Regions from separate parts of the Homo sapiens genome. Here region 2 is linked to region 1. Evidence: chromatin loops called from intact Hi-C (ENCODE). Cell type or tissue: PC-3. All regions are shown on one strand. Links, peaks and the distances in the headings refer to the core of each region. The heading gives the core; the rest is flanking DNA. Region 1 overlaps LOC339975 (a long non-coding RNA gene). Region 2 overlaps LOC339975 (a long non-coding RNA gene).

What was found. Hi-C counts contacts between places; a loop is a spot of excess contacts. Peaks named below come from ENCODE experiments on the same cell type or tissue, not always from the same donor. Only the 100,000 strongest peaks of a DNase experiment are listed, where the experiment ranks them.
Region 2: it touches region 1 in a loop (4-fold over the local background); 2 of 110 quality-filtered maps call a loop at or near these places.

Annotation. Positions count from the first base shown.
Region 1 is chr4:187,420,212-187,428,551 of GRCh38, reverse strand. All of the region lies in intron 1 of LOC339975 (a long non-coding RNA gene), which reads left to right. Among named protein-coding and RNA genes, the nearest start is that of LINC02515, 16 kb to the right of the region's middle. In PC-3, for the core only: no CTCF peak of the experiment used is centred there; a DNase peak (open chromatin) is centred at 3,741.
Region 2 is chr4:187,473,741-187,482,080 of GRCh38, reverse strand. All of the region lies in intron 1 of LOC339975 (a long non-coding RNA gene), which reads left to right. Among named protein-coding and RNA genes, the nearest start is that of LINC02515, 69 kb to the right of the region's middle. In PC-3, for the core only: no CTCF peak of the experiment used is centred there; DNase peaks (open chromatin) are centred at 1,120, 1,480 and 3,080; H3K4me3 peaks cover 2,107 bases; H3K27ac peaks cover 4,295 bases.

The DNA of each region.
Region 1 (8,340 bases), core at 294-8,293:
ATTTGTATGTCTTCTTTTGAAAAGTAGCTGCTCATGTCCTTGGTCCATTTTTAGGCCGCATGACATCTCTCCTTAGGTTGTCTAGTGGCTTCCAGCCTCACATGCTCCTGCCTCAGGACTTCTGCATTTGCTGGTGCCTTACTTGAAATCCACTTTTCCCACTACTCCCTCACTACATTCATTTTTTTGGGTTCTAATGTTATCCTTTCACTGATATCTTCAGCTGGCCACCCTATTTAATACTGCAACCTCCCCAGATTTTCTGTCCCCCTTCCCACTTACTATACTATATGTTTCTCCATAGTACTTATCACCTTCTGATAGTATATATCGTTTACTCATTTCTATTTACTCATTTACGGTGTGTTAGGATACTTATCGCGGAGTGAAATGTGTGCTCTGTGCCTCTGATGAACCCTCAGAGCCCAAGCCTGTGCCCAGCACAGAGTGGTCCTCTACCTTTTGTTGGATGAATGATTAAAAGAAGGAATGAGGACTTCAATTAAAATATATTACATAATCATGATATATGTGAGTGGAAACGTGAACATATTTAAAAGCATTTGTGAAAGTAGGTGGTTTGAGGATCAGTCATTTAGACCTAAAATTTAAGATAGAAGAATAAATTTATAAGACAAAATAGTATTTTGCTTTGACAATTCAAAGTTGTTATTTAATCATGGGAAGCCTTTTTTTTTTTTTTTTTTTTTTTTGGAGATGGAGTCTTACTCTGTCATCAGGCTGGAGTGCAGTGGCGCAATCTTGGCTCACTGCAACATTCGCCTCCCAAGTTCAAGTGATTCTCCTGCCTCAGCCTCCTGAGTAGCTGGGACTACAGGTGCCCGCCACCATGCCAGGCTAATTTTTGTATTTTTATTAGAGACAGGGTTTCACCATATTGGCCAGGTTGGTCTCGATCTCTTGACCTCGTGATCCACCTGCTTTGGCCCCCAAAAGTGCTGGGATTACAGGCGTGAGCCGCCATGCCCGGCAGGAAAGCTTTAAAAATGTTTTTTCATGTAGTGATAGAATAAAGACAAGTGTCTCTGAATGTGTGTGTGTATGTATACATATATATATATGTGTATACATACACACACACACAAATTATTTATAATTTTACACATACATATATACACACACACGTACACAGATATACATCTCTACAGTAGAATCTTAGGAAGTAGATTCTCAGGTTTTATTCAACAAAAACCACCACAGTACTCTGTCCCTGTAGTAGTTTTATAACCTGCCAAGCCAACTCCATCTAAGTCTGTTACAATTAAGGGACAAAGAACAGCTCCAAATGAACCGTATCAAGTAGTTCTTCAACTGAAATCTTGTCTAGGAAGGAATTACATCAACCTGTTCTTTGTTTTTTTTTTTGCGATGGAGTCTCTGTTGCACAGGCTGGAGTGCAGTGGCACGATCTCGGCTCACTGCAACCTCTGCCTCACAGGTTCAAGCAATTACCTGCCTCAGCCTCCTGAGTAGCTGAGATTACAGGTGCCTACCACCACGCCTAGCTAAATTTTTTTTTGTATTTTTAGTAGAGACAGGGTTTCACCGTGTTGGCCAGGCTGGTCTTGAACTCCTGACCTCATAATCTACTACCTCGGCCTCCCAAAGTGCTAGGACCACAAGTGTGAGCCACCGCACCCGGCCAGCCTGTTCTTAAAGTCTTGAGAGGCTTAGGAGGTCAGGTTGATTAAATTACACAGCTGAAAGAAACTTTTTCAATCATGATCTCTGTATGAGTTTCTATGAGAAGTACAGAGACAAAAAATACATCAGCAAAGCCTTCACTTGGCCCAGAACAGTGTCACATGTCAGCTAGATTAGTAGACATGGAAATGTTTTACCCATTGTGGCTATTTAGAAGAAATATTCTGCTTTTCTGTTATATTTTTTTGTCATAATAGCTCTTACTCATTTGGCAGGATGGATACATCAAGTATAATTTTAAGGTCACAATTAAGGGGGGGATTTTCACTCAGAGCAATCCAACTGTTTCCACATCTGTAATATTAATAAAAGGATTTGAACTAGAGAATCTGCAGTTCCTTTCAGAGTATGATGCTAACAAATCTCAGAATTCATAATTTGTCTAATATCATAGATTTTTGGGGGCTTAAATTATGACCTCTAATGCTAGACACATGATAGTCCTGCTCATAATTCATCATAAACTTTAATTGGTTTGTAAGGTGATCTTTGGAAAATTAGGAAGCTAACAGATAGTCTCAGCTGTTTCATCTTGCTAGTTTGCTAACTACATTGGGCAACCTGGCCAGAGAGACTTCTTATAAATCATTTTTTTCCAAGCAAGCAGGTGAACAAATGAAGCTAGAGAATAAATATCTAGAAGGTTTTATACAAAAGAAAACTGCATTCTGTTGAAAATGTAAATTTTTGTAGCTTATGTTCAGTTTTGCCTCTGGAGAGTCAGAGAAAATAACAATGTCTATTTAATCCAGTATAAAAAAGAGAGTGTAGCTCATTCAGGTTTTCAGTTAGTGGTAGTAAGGAATAGGGTATACTGAGTTGTGCATATTTCTATTAGTTTGTGTCAGCTTCTAAAATTTTATGAGCAATCATTAAAGAAAGAGTCTTGAAAATGGGTCAACAAATTTAGTGTTTTCTTGAAAGATGTTACGGATTTTTAAAATTTTTTAAATGATCGTGACTGCTTCACTGGATTTGTGTTCCTGGAGTTAGTCTCATGTAGGACTGCTAGGATGCTCTTGGGGGGAAGTTGGATTGCTTTCTTCACTCTTGTCTTTTTGACTAGGAAATAATCTTGATTTGCTATCCTGAACCAGTGAAGTCCCTGGCTACCATTTCCTCCATCCATGTCCAGCTTCTTACCAAGCAGACACATAAGAGACCTAGATTTTAAGCAGCCTTTAACTCGAGTTATCTTTTGTAAATCTCAGTTGTGCAGAGTTGAGTTGGAGAGTGGAGAAATTAACATGCCTCTTTCTAGATCTCTTTTCTACCAGCGTTGTGCAAAAGCATAGAGCTGTAAAGTGGAGGTGTTCAGGTCTTCCCTGGACGTCTATAGCTTTCACACAGAGCTCCTCTCTTTTCGTCTTCACACCACTGCCTTTTCCTCTCCAGGTTGTTTTTTTTTTTTCTGGGAGATGGAGTCTCGCTCTATCTCGCTCTGCACTCAGGCTGGAGTGCAGTGGTGCGATCTCAGCTCACTGCAAGCACTGCCTCCTGGGTTCAAGCGACTCTCCTGTCTCCGCCTCCTGAGTAGCTGCAACTACAGGTGTGCGCCACAACGCTTGGCTAATTTTTTTGTATTATTATTAGAGATGGGGTTTCACCATGTTAGCTAGGATGGTCTTGATCTCCTGACCTCGTGATCTGCCCGCCTCGGCCTCCCAAAGTGCTGGGATTACAGATGTGAGCCACTGCTCCCGGCCCCAGTTCTTTCCATTCTGAAATTCCAGCCTTCCCGCTTGTGCCAGATGCACTACTGCATTTCTTAGGGTTCACTAAATGGTAACTCTACCTTTATATTTTGTCAATTGTTGCATTGCCTATCACTGATTGTAAATGCAAATCATCCTACCTCTAAGTAAAGGGGTCATGGTTTCATTTCTGGGTGTGGAAGGGACAAGAATGAACATTGGATTTCTCCTCCAATCACTCACTACTTGGAATTAATTCAAATTTACTCTATTAAGTCCCATTCATCACATTCTTAAAGACTCTGCTAAAGACCTACCTTGTCCAAAAAGCATTCTCCACCCATCTCTCTCAAATTCTTTAGATTCCTTTAGCACTTTTCATACTACTTAAATATTTGCTCATATTTTCTAGTATTTTTACATACAAATATTGTATTTCTGCATACATAAGTTTAAATCAAGGAAAGAAACTTTGTTCTCTCATGTGGAAATTTACGTTTAGAATCACAGAGTACTAGATGTGCAATTACTGTAGAGATCATCCAGTTCAATGGCCTCATTGCAATGATGAATAAATGGAATCATTTTACAGCCTCCCATTAACATATAACACAATGTACACAGTAAACATGCAACAAGCACTTCTGAATAAATGGAGTTCAGCTGCTCATTTAACTGCTCTCATTACCTTGACATGGTTGGCAGCATTTATTAAGTGCCCACCTCTATGCGCGACAGTGCTAGAAGCTAAGCAAATGGAATGGAAGTGAGGCCATCACAGTGTGAGGCAGATAACCCAGAAGCAGACAACTCTATTAAAGTCATAAGCCTAGTGGGGCGGTGGGAAGGGATCGGGGGCGGCTGCGGCATGCCTGCAATGAAGTGGTTCCTGAAGACGAAATTTCTAGTGGGATGGGGCGCAAGTTTCAAGGAATCTGCCAGTCCTCTGCAAACTAGTAAAATACCAATTTAATTCAAAGGGTAAGAGTTTGGAAGTTGAATAATAGTCCTGAAGCAGCCGGGACACTATGCTAATAATTGGCTAAGTCCAGGATCAATTCTCTTGAGAGACCGTATTCTAAATTATATTTACATTCCTAATTAGTTCTATTCTTTCCTATAACATGATTCTTCCAAGACATTTCTTCCCATTGTTGAATCTTTAACATGTATTCATGGTTGTTAGAGAAAATATCTTTATTGAAGGTTGTGTGCCTCATGTTGGAAGCATGTAATTTAAATATTAGATTGGTGCAAAAGTGATTGCGGTTTTTGCCATTTACTTTCAATGGCAAAAAATGCAATTATTTTTGCACCAACCTATATTTAATTTAAAAATAAAGTTAATTGCTCTTTGGACTAAGAGGGAAAATGTCTGAAGTTATGCTCAGTAGATGGGAATGAATGATTACCCACATTTATATAACCAGTTTATTTCCTAGGAGAAGTAAACTTTAGAGTTTGAAAATGCAAAGAAAGGCAAAATCGAGGTAGGAAGCTATTTCAGACAACAGGCAGTGAGTAGAAATAGCTAAGATGTCTAGTTGGGGAATAAGCGACTGAGTCAATGCAAATGTCTAGCAATGAGACAGGCAGAATATTTGGGATACAAAGCAAATGCTAGGTACTCTGAAAAGATGTAATGGTAAAAATTTAAGTGTATTACTGGGTACAAAGATAGAATAAATTAGATCTAGTGTTTGATATCACAACAGGGTGACTATAGTCAATAATAATTTAATTGTACATTTAAAAATAACTAAAAGAGTATAATTGGATTGTCTGTAACACGAAAGTTAAATAGTTGAGGTGATGGATACCCTGTTTTGTGATGATTACACACTGTATGCCTGTATCAGAATATCTCACCTACCCCATAAGTGTATATACCTACTCTGTAGTTGGAACCAAAATGCAGGTTTAGTCCCTTGCCACTTGCAGAGTCCAGTTAAAAAGAGTGAGGTCTGGTATAAAGAAAATGACTTTTTTTTTTTTTTTCCAAAGCTACCTTTGGGGAAGAAGCACAGGTTCCTACCATAAGGGTACTGCTTCCCTTTTGGAGCACAGAGTGGGCCCTTTTAAAGGGGGGACCTATGGGAGATGGAAGGGAGCAGGTAAGAGGGCTGCGTACTTACTTTGGTGCCTTATCTACCGGGCATTCGAGTTGGCTTCTTCATGGGCAGAAACAGGCTGTAAATGCAGCCAAAAACTCTAGCAGGCATATGCTGGGTTGTCAATCAACTGTTATCTCCCAAGGCAACCTCCTGATGGGTGAGGGTTCTGCTCTGGAGATGAACTTGCCCTGTAAGGAGTGCCTGGTAAATGGGAGATAAGAGGCTATAATTGCATTTCTAAAGAGCTAAGTAAGAAGTGAGGAAAAGGAGGAGAGGAAAAAGAAGAGAGAGAAAAATAATAAGCTATCTCTTAGAAAAATGGGATACTCAGTCACATACCTACAAAAATTAATAATTAAAAATTTTAAGTGTAATACGCATTTACAAAAAATTCAAACACTCTGTAAAAGTATTTAGAAGAAAGTGAAAGTCTCTTTTCTCACATTTCATTTGAACTCCCCAGAAATTAACATTTGTTATCAGAATCGTTTGATTCTTTTTCAAAAATTCTCATGAATATCTTCATGTCTACTTCCTTTCTGTCTTTCTACCCATCTATCCATCCACCTTTCTTTATTTTAACCTATCTACAGCTATAGATATTAATCTATTTACCTTCATGTTTCTGAAGCTATGGGTGTATAGAGTTTTAACATAAGTGCAACCATTATACACTTCATTCTGAAACTTTCCTTTTTGTCTTAGAAATTAGCAACATATATGGACATTTTTCCAAATAAACAACTGTATTCTATTTTACTTTTTTCCAGCTGCAAAATATTACATCACATGAGTATACAACATTTTTAATTTAATTACTTTCTTACTAATAGACATTTAGGTTATTTCAAGGTTTGTTAAAATTGACTTCCCTGGTATTTATCTTTGTAATAGATTCAGAGCATTTAAAGCCTCCTCATAGGAGTATTGAGGGAAGGTTTCAAGAAGGGCATCTAGTGAGGGGAGAAATGAGTAAACATGGTTTAATCAGATGGAATATTGAATGCAATCAGAGTCAGAGCCACACTGCATAGTAATATACACATAGAAAAATCCTTACCATATTCAAACATGTTTAGTTAAAGCCATGAAAGTTCATGAAATTTTCTGTATTTAAAATCCACTTAACACTGATTATAAAATTCAAGTCATCATTCTGGATATTATTAGTTATTATGTTTAAGTTCGAATGAGAGGGATTTATACAGAAGTAACATTTTTGTCTTGGCAAGATTTTTTTGTAACCAGAGGCAGCAATGAGAATGTTCAGGAACTGAGCTGTGTACTAAATCATTCTCTACTTAATTGTTTGTCAGAGCTTCCCAAACCACCAATGATTCTCTTCCTCGAGTCTTGTAATTCCTGCAGACTTTAAGACAGGACACTAATTCCAGTTTCAAAAAGCTAATTTACGATACCTTCCCAATTTATTTATAGTCCACTCCAAACCTGTAAGTCAGGATAAAGCTGCTGATCTCTCTCATAGGAATGGTATAAAGACAATGGTGAGAGGTGACAGCGTGCTGGCAGTCCTCAGAGCCCTCGCTTGCTCTCGGCGCCTCCTCTGCCTGGGTTCCCCCTTTGGCGGCACTTGAGGAGCCTTTCGGCCCGCCGCTGCACTGTGGGAGCCCCTTTCTGGGCTGGCCAAGGCCAGAGCCGGCTCCCTCAGCTTGCAGGGAGGTGTGGAGGGAGAGGCGCAAGCAGGAATTGGGGCTGCACACAGCGCTTGCGGGCCAGCTGGAGTTCTGGGTGGGCGTGGGCTTGGCGGGCCCCGCACTCGGAGCAGCCAGCCAGCCAGCCCTACTGGCCCCGGGCAATGGGGGACTTAGCACCCGGGCCAGTGGCTGCGGAGGGTGTACTGAGTCCCCCAGCAGTGCCGGCCCACCGGCGCTCAGCTCGATTTCTTTTTTTTTTTTTTTTTTTTTGAGACGGAGTCTCGTTCTGTCGCCCAGGCCGGACTGCGGACTGCAGTGGCGGAATCTCGGCTCACTGCAAGCTCCGCTTCCCGGGTTCACGCCATTCTCCTGCCTCAGCCTCCCGAGTAGCTGGGACTACAGGCGCCCGCCACCGCCCCCGGCTAATTTTTTGTATTTTTAGTAGAGACGGGGTTTCACCTTGTTAGCCAGGATGGTCTCGATCTCCTGACCTCATGATCCACCCGCCTCGGCCTCCCAAAGTGCTGGGATTACAGGCGTGAGCCACCGCGCCCGGCCTCAGCTCGATTTCTTGCCGGGCCTTAGCTGCCTTCCCACGGGGCAGGGCTCGGGACCTGCAGCCTGCCATGCCTGAGCCTCCCACCCACTCCATGGGCTCCTGTGCAGCCCGAGCCTCCCCGACGAGCACCACCCCCTGCTCCATGGCGCCCAGTCCCATTGACCACCCAAGGGCTGAGGAATGCGAGCACAGGGTGCAGGACTGGCAGGCAGCTCCACCTGCAGCCCCAGTGTGGGATCCACTAGGTGAAGCCAGCTGGGCTCTTGAGTCTGGTGGGGAAATGAAGAATCTTTATATCTAGCTCAGGGATTGTAAATACACCAATCGGCACTCTGTATCTAGCTCAAGGTTTATAAACACACCAATCAGCACCCTGTGTTTAGCTCAAGGTTTGTGAGTGCACCAATTGACACTCTGTATCTAGCTGCTCTGGTGAGGACGTGGAGAACCTTTTAATGTCTAGCTCAAGGATTGTAAATACACCAATCGGCACTCTGTATCTAGCTCAAGGTTTGTAAATACACCAATCAGCACCCTGTGTTTAGCACAAGGTTTGTGAATGCACCAATCGACACTCTGTATCTAGCTGCTCT
Region 2 (8,340 bases), core at 17-8,016, 54 kb before region 1:
GAATCAGGAAGCTCCAAACCACAACTGGGTTAGGATGAGCACAGAATAAAGGAAAAAAAATTGATTGTTTGCAGTTATACAGTTTTCCTTATGTGGTCTATTTTATTGGAAAGTCCCTGCTTCTATAATTATAAGTTAGTTGGCTGCTTCATATTGATTGGGCTTGAATTCCGTTTTTATTTAATATAGGCGTTTACAAGAAATAGCTCAAGTTAACTTTCACTTCTGTTTGCCGATCAAGCAGGGTTAGGGTCACTGATGAGGCCTCACTGGCTATGTCTGCTCAAGGGTTGTTCAGGCCTAGCCTCCATATTAATTTGCCTTAATAGGCAGGACTTTTCTTTTGAGGGAAGAGGCTTTTGGAGGAAAGGGTCCACTGAAGACGTAACCATGACAGGGGCATGTGATTTTCCAGACAGAGAAAGTGAGGAAAGAGTCTCAATGCAGCAGATTAAGGAAACTGAAACAAAGATTTTCCAAATGGAAAAGCAGAGATTTGAACGGAGCACTCTCTGGTGCCGAAGCCTTGTTGTCTCCACCAAGAACATCTTCATTGCTTGAGGAAGTGTTGTGCATATTCACCTTTACTTGTTCAATGCTAGTATAGCACCTGGTAGTTTCTCAATGCGTCCTGTGAATTTTACCTTTCAATTTTTTAATTAAAAAAATTTTTTTTTATGTATTTTTTGAGACGGAGTCTCGCTCTGTCGCCCAGGCTGGAGTGCGGTGGCGCGATCTCGGCTCTCTGCAAGCTCTGCCTCCCGGGTTCACGCCATTCTCCTGCCTCAGCCTCCCGAGTAGCTGAGACTACAGGCGCCGACCACGACGCCCGGCTAATTTTTTGTATTTTTAGTAGAGACGAGGTTTCACCGTGTTAGCCAGGATGGTCTTAGCCAGGATGGTCTCGATTTCCTGACCTCGTGATCCACCCACCTTGGCCTCCCAATTTTACCTTTTAAACATATATCCTTTACTCTCTCTGCTCCTTTTAAAACCCACTTCCGATGCATTAGGTCATTACCTCATGTGGACAGTTGAAATAATCTGCAGAGTAGTTTTCCTGCCTCGTATTGTTACTTTCAGTCTATCCACTGTATGATTCATTCCCTGCTTCCTTCTCGACAATATTTCCGCAGATTACCACCCAAGCTTCACAACTGACCCATGAGGCTACTTAGTGTTGCCTGAACAGCCAATGCAAATTCTATGCTAATACTTCTCCATGACAATATCACTTTCTCTCTTTGCTGAAATGACCTTGTGTACACGAAAAAATACCTGACTTATCTTTTGAGACTCATTTCAAGGTTTCCTCCATGGCATTGTTTTGAATCTACCCAGAATCTGCAGCTCTGTTCTTTTTGCTAGTGTTCGGTCTTGTGTAAACACTGTTACAGCGGATGTTACAGTGTGTCCTAAAGGTCTGGACTTAGGTCTGTTTTCCCTACTAAGCTGGAAATTGCTGGAGGCAGGGACATCTTGGCATTGTATCCTTAGAACACATGCACTTGAGCTCAATAAATGTTATTAAGTGAATCATTTGTTGAACAAATGAATGGGTAATCTACTCTTGAGCAACAAGGTACTCACAAGTGCCAAAAAGACACTATTCTCTTATTAGAGGTTATAATCTGTGACAAAGAAGCTTTAGACAGTGCATGAATTCACAGAACCCGTCTCTTGGCATGCTGAGGATAGCAATGTGACACCAAGTGTCTTGGGAAATTTTGAGCAGGGTGACATACTAGCCTCTAGTACCACCTAGAAATGCATGCAGTTTACAACCACATTGTCTAAAATCAGCATCAAAACCCCAAGCATGAATATTGCTCAGTGGAATGGTATGGTTAGGTCAAAAATAAACGAAGTTTGCAAGGAAAAAAATCTAAAAATAATGGCCTGAAAAGTGATAACTCTTCTCTGTAAGATGTAATTGTTTCTGAAGGAATTGCTTACCTGAGTAATGTTATAATTAGCTCATCACAGTTAGGGAGAGCATTAGGGCCCCTTAATTCTAGCATCCCACCTAAGGCAGGACTTCCGGAGAGATGCCAGTCCAGATTCTACCTGAACACTTCCAGAAATGGGAGTCTCATCACTGGAGAGGGAAGCATCTCCTTATTCTGGAGGCAGCTCATTTAATTTTGGATTATTCAGGCTGAGATGAAATCTGCCTTCAATCCGTTGGCCCTGGTCGTTTTTCCAGAGCTACGCAGAACACATCAACTTGTTTTTCCGTGTGAAAACTTTTCATGTATTTGAAGACAGCTATCATTTCTGCCAAAAGCTTCTTTTCCATTAGATTAGAAACACTTCATTTCATGCAATAATTTCTTATGTGATATTCGTTTAAAGCCTTCAGCTCTCTCTGGCCATATTCCAAAGCACACACTTCAATATGTAACCAAATGTGGACACAATACTGCAAGTGTACCTAAGCATTGCAGACATGTCTCATCTTATGTGTATAATATACTTCTTTATCAAAATAAGATGTTTTTACTATATTCAATGAATAAATGGATCGAAATATTCTTAGCTAGGAATTGTTCTTGGATACAAAGGTAAGACAGTCTTTACTTCAAGAAGCCTACAACCTAACAAAATAAAAATACTCTCTCAATAAATTGTGATATTGTCTCAGCACTGTAATTGAGGTAGAGCAAGATATGATCACCAAGTAACTGACATATTAGGTTTTTACACAATGGAAGATCTCTGCTTATTTCAGACAACTTGATATTCATTAAGGATTCATTCCAGACCTGTGCCATTCGAAAATCTAAATGCTGCACCCTCTCCATATCTTTCCTAATTTCATGATGTTGATTTTGTTATAATTCCAGCATAGCAAGGTCTTTTAAACCTTTGTTCTGTCATCAGATATGTTCGTTTTCGATTCTTAGCTTTGTGTCTCCTCTGAGAGCCACAGGGAAGCTGGCTGCACTGTACATGAGCAAAATAGTTTGCGTTCAGCTTTCCCAGCAGAAATATGTGTTGGGGAATTTGGCTAATGGGAAGTGGTAAGGCATATATTTAGAAAAGACAGTTTATTTTACCCAAGACAAATATAGACCCTTGGAATTCTATCCACCATGACTCACAGACAGTGCAGAGTTTCAGCCCCGAAGGGCTGTGTGCTGTTGGCTGTTGGCACACAGTGAAGCCGGGGCCTGAGAAACAGAGAAAAGCACAGAAATGGCTGATGTTTTCAGGCCAGCTTTTGACACCAGACGCCAGATTGCAAGTTGAAACGTTCCCTTATCTCCAGCCCTGCAAGGTAGCTTATAATGTTCTTAAAATAATTAAGCTTCCTTTACGTCGTCTCTGCTTGAATTGCATTTAGCACCTTGCTGGAGAGGCCTTTCCTGACCACCCTGTATAAACAGTCCCAGCCCTGCCTCTGTGCTTGCTCTATCCTTGCCCTGCCCTGTTTCCCATGGCTCTTACCGCTGTGAGACTTACTACGTATTTCCTACTCGTAGACTGTTAGACTCCCTCCATCCCCATGTCCACATGCAGCAGAACATAAGCTCCGCAAAAGCATGGGCTTGGGTTTCCTGACTGTGAACAGGGCCTGGCACTAGCACGTGCTCCATTGGCACGTGCTCAATAAATATTTGTTGAATAAATGAATGAATCTGAAGTAAAATGACGGTAAATTATTGACGTACTTAGCTGGTAGAAGATTTAAAAAAATGACTATGGAAACAACCGAGAATGTCATGTTTATTTGATCGTTCCTAGAAAGATACGATTAATTATACAAAGAATTTTGAGCTTCTCTAAATAAAAGAGCGGTCTGTGTACTTTCAGTGTGTGCTGGTGTTATTTAGCATGTGAAGAAAAGAGCTTATGAAATAGTAATCATAGCTTCCCATTACCAGATACCGAGTAATGGAGTGGTGGCTTAGCATACCTTTTCCCATTGAGCATAGATTTTATTGTATATCTTATTTAGACAAAAGGGAGCTCAGAGGGCATCAGCCATTTACCAGTGGCCCACAGCTCAAAAGGGCCAGAGTCTAACTCCTCTCACCTTGCAACACTTACTAACAAGCAATAAGCAAAGAAACACATGTATCTTCCTTTTATGAAATGTCCCCGGGACACTCACCACCCTTGCTGGGGAATTTTATATCCAGGTGAGGCTTTCGTGCTACCTGCAGCTGATCAGAGTCCTGTACTTGGTATCACCACATAATCACGATGGCTCTGCCTACAAAAGTGACTACCAAAGTGACACCTGCATATTTTCTACTCCTTGCTTTGCTTTCAAATCGCATTTGCCAAGAAAATCAGGTAAAGCAATGTTTTTGAAGCAGTCAGCATTCTTTACATCTGAAAGAAGTTATGTTTCTTTCTCCCCCATTCATCACTCCCTCAACATAAGATTTTACAATCCAAATGAGAGAGCTGTATCAAGAAAAGGTTGCACTTCTCTCTTGCTGACAATTTTGTTAGGTAAGATAAACGACAGAGCTTGCTCTTCAGACCCTATCTGAATTCTAAAACTCTCGCAGAAGTAATTTTTGCCCAGGAGTTAACAGGAGGAAGTAAGGGGATTGCCCGTAAAGCAGATACATACTGGGAAGGAACAGCAAGCAGAAAAGTGCAGCCACAAAGGCCTTGTGCAGAGATGCTCTTACAGTTTCACCCACACAAAGTCGCCTATTGTAAGCCACGACTTTGGAGAGCTGAGCTTTGGGGAACAATTTGAGATCCTCTGGGTCTTGCACCTCTAGTGCATGCCATGGTTATTGATCCCACTGTCATACACTTGGCTGAAATGTACACGGTCTGCACCTGAATTTAGGCCATATGCCTCCTATTTGGGAAACTCCCCTTCCCTGTTCAAGCATCATGTTTTGCCTTTCAGCAGCACTTACACACAGAGATAAAATGGGTGAGAAGAAAGTAGGAAAAATTCAACACTCAGCAAAGACCACTCGAAGGTGCAATTCCTAACACACTTTCTGCAGCTTTGACCTTGGAGGTCTCTTTCCTATCAACGGTTCTGTGAAGGATGAGTCGGCTCTCAGGGCAGTTCCTGTGCCTCTTTCATCTCTTTCAGCAGACTTAAAAGTATCTGATTTAGGAAGTCTTAGGATTCCTCCCAAAAGGCATCTCAGGTTCTGATCTTAGTTATGACAAAGAAGAGATATAGGTTACTCTCCAACAAGAGTCCTAGTCAGGGTTAATGCACTTGAAGCGTTTATAACAAGAGATGTTGAACTTACATATAGATAAGAGAATAAAAAACAGCAACAAAGGACTTTACAGGACTTCACCCTCACGTCTCAGACCAGTTTGGAGGCATCACACTTAGGAACAGGGTGGTTACCACTGCAAACTCATCAGTTTCTCCTTGTGTAAAAGCAGAAGGCATAGGAAAAGGTGTGCAGAAATCCTGCCTCCTAAAGGGCATTGCCATCTCAAAGGCTGTGTAATGGGCCACAGTCTTGCCTCAGGACCCCACAGCCTGGATCAATGAGCAGAATTGTGCCAGAGCACCCAGTTTCTCCCATGCAAGGTCAGTGGGAGAACATGTAGTCATAGGCACCTTTCTCCAAATACTATTCTCCTCCCTTTGCTGCAAGATTAATAATGATAATAACACATTTAGTGAAGAGACCACTTAAACATAGTAACTTTCAACCTCTTTATTCATAAAATAAAAACATTATTAAGTACCTATTGTATGTGGGAGGTTGCATGAACTTCTAGGAGAGGAACAAATGTAAAATTAACAGTTCCTTCTCACTTAAAAGCCCTAATTTGTGTGTGTGGTGGTGGCAGGGAGATGGGGGGAAGGCAGACGTAGAAACCAGAGTTGCCAGAATGATCTCTTATCCAATCATGTCATAGCCCATCTATACCTCTGAAAGTCCTCCCTGCACCCTCAATTTCCCCTGTGACAAGTCAAGCTCTTTGTCCTGGCAAGTGAGATCATCTATAGTCCATCTGGTCCTGCTGCCTCCCCACTTCACCTCCCCTTTCTCCTGCCTGGCATCCAGCACTCCCACACCAGCAGGCTGCCCAAACTTTCTGCAGCATTTCACAGTGTTTTTCATCTCTGTTACCCCTTTCATCTAGAATGCCCTCCTCATTTATCTTGACTACCTATGTGGTTTTTTTTTGTTTTTTTTTTGATGGAGTCTCGCTCTGTCACCCAGGCTGTAGTGCAATGGTGCGATCTTGGCTCACTGCAACTTCCACCTCCTGGGTTCAAGCAATTCTCCTGCCTCAGCCTACTGAGTAGCTGGGATTACAGGCGCCTGCCACCACGCCTGGCTAATTTTTGTATATTTAGTAGAGACGGGGTTTCATTATGTTGGCCGGGATGGTCTTGATCTCCTGACCTCGTGATCCGCCCACCTCGGCCTCCCAAAGTGCTGGGATTACAGGCATGAGCCACCGGGCCCGGCCTTCTATGTGTTTTTTAAAGACTCAACTATAGCCTCCTTCTAGAAGCCGTCTCTGAGTTTCCTACATAGTCTTGAGCACTTATTCTTCAAAACTCCCACTGAACTGTTACTTCTATGAGGGTTTAAAAGAAACCTATTGCAAGTGACTGTCTTTATGTTAGAGTGTGTGCCTCTTGAGGATGGACAGAGTCTATTGCCTCTGTTTTCTTAGCATGGGTCCCAGTGTCTCTTATCCCATATGCCTTAAAAATGTTAAGCAGATTACTAAATGAAAAAAAAAAAAAGAGAAGATGATAGAGAATATTTAACAAAGCACAGAAAAGGAATGCTAAACAGGAATGCAGGGGCAGGTGTTCAATGCCATTGGAAGAAGGGTGAGTGTATAATGTGTTGGTTGAAGCCTGAGTTGGAGAAGTGGACCTCAGCAGAGCCTTGAAGAATGGGTTGGATTCAGGAGGAGAGGAAAAGGTTTTCAGAATGAAGATGTAACTTGAAGGAAAGCAGAGTTGTCTGAAACATGCAACTGAATAAAGGCCTGCAAAATAGAAAGAGCTGTGTGAGATTATTTATGGAGAGCTAAGACTACGGTGAAAGGACCGTGGTCTTTACTTAGAAAGCTACAGGGAGCCATTGACAGTTTCTGAGGGAGAAAACTTCATAGTATAATGCTTGTTTTAGGAAGACCATTATTGCAGCATTGTGAAGGATGGTTTAAAAGTCAGTGTTTTAGAAAGCCAGGGAAGAAAGTATTTCAAAAAGAATGTTGCCACTGTGAAGTTGGATGAGAACTGAGAACAGGTCTCTTGTTGGCATAGGTAAGGTAGGAGGATGGAGGAACGGGTTGAAAATAATTACCAGGGGTAAGTAGAAGAGAACAAAGGGATTGATATTACAAGTGAAGTGGGAGGATTAGCCTTGAAAATTAGTGTCAGCTTTTCTTCTAAGAGAAGAAAGAGAAAAAAGAGGAGGAGATTATAGTGAAAGATTTGAGGCTCTCAAACTTGTATTCACCATTCATTTAGGATATTTTTGATACTTGTTTTTAATGCAAGACGAGGTCTTGTGATGATTGTAAGAAAAGCGAAGGATGTGGTTTGGGTTTGAATTGAGTGGGAAAGGTCCGGAAGAACAGGGCCGTAGGAAATGAGAGACGGAGACAGCCGACAGCCAGGGTGCAGTGAAGAACTGACAGGGCCACTGCGGTCGTGCCTGAAATAATGTAGTTTGGGTTTTTGTTTTGTTTTTGTGGAGACAACCACCAAGCTTCCAGTTATCTGCTGCTGACTAGCAAACCACACCACATTTAATGGCTTCAACCAATAACCACTTTATTTTGTTTGTGATCTGTCGGTCAGACTCTAGGGCAGGGCATGCCTGGGTGATCTTCTGCTCCATGTAATGACTGTAGGGGTCTCCAGCTCGTGGCTGGGGTATCTGGAGGGCCCAGCACCTTGGCAGGGATGGCTGGGGCCTTGCAGGCCTGGGTCCCTCTTCCCCTGCTTCTGTCTCAGGACCTTCCCATGGACTCTCCATTCAAACACCCAGACTTCCAACAGCATGGCTCAGGGACAGGGAACAGCCAGGCCTGCAGTCCTGGGACCAAAAACCAGCACAGAGCCACTTCCACCACCAAATGTGGGTCAAAGTGGATAGAGAGCCCACCACACTGTGGATGGAGGGAGTGTTTTTGCTAACTCTCACTTTTTTTCACAGTGTTAATCACTTTCTAATATGATTATTTTCTGTTTTCTATCATCCCCCACTGGAATGTAAGTTCTGTAGATCGAGGAGTTTTCTGTTTTGATTTTTCTCAAATGTTTGATCTGTGGTAGACACAATAAATATTTGTTACATGAAGGATGGGAGAAGGTAGAAAGAGGAATGGATAATGTGGGCCTAAATTGCCTGGGGT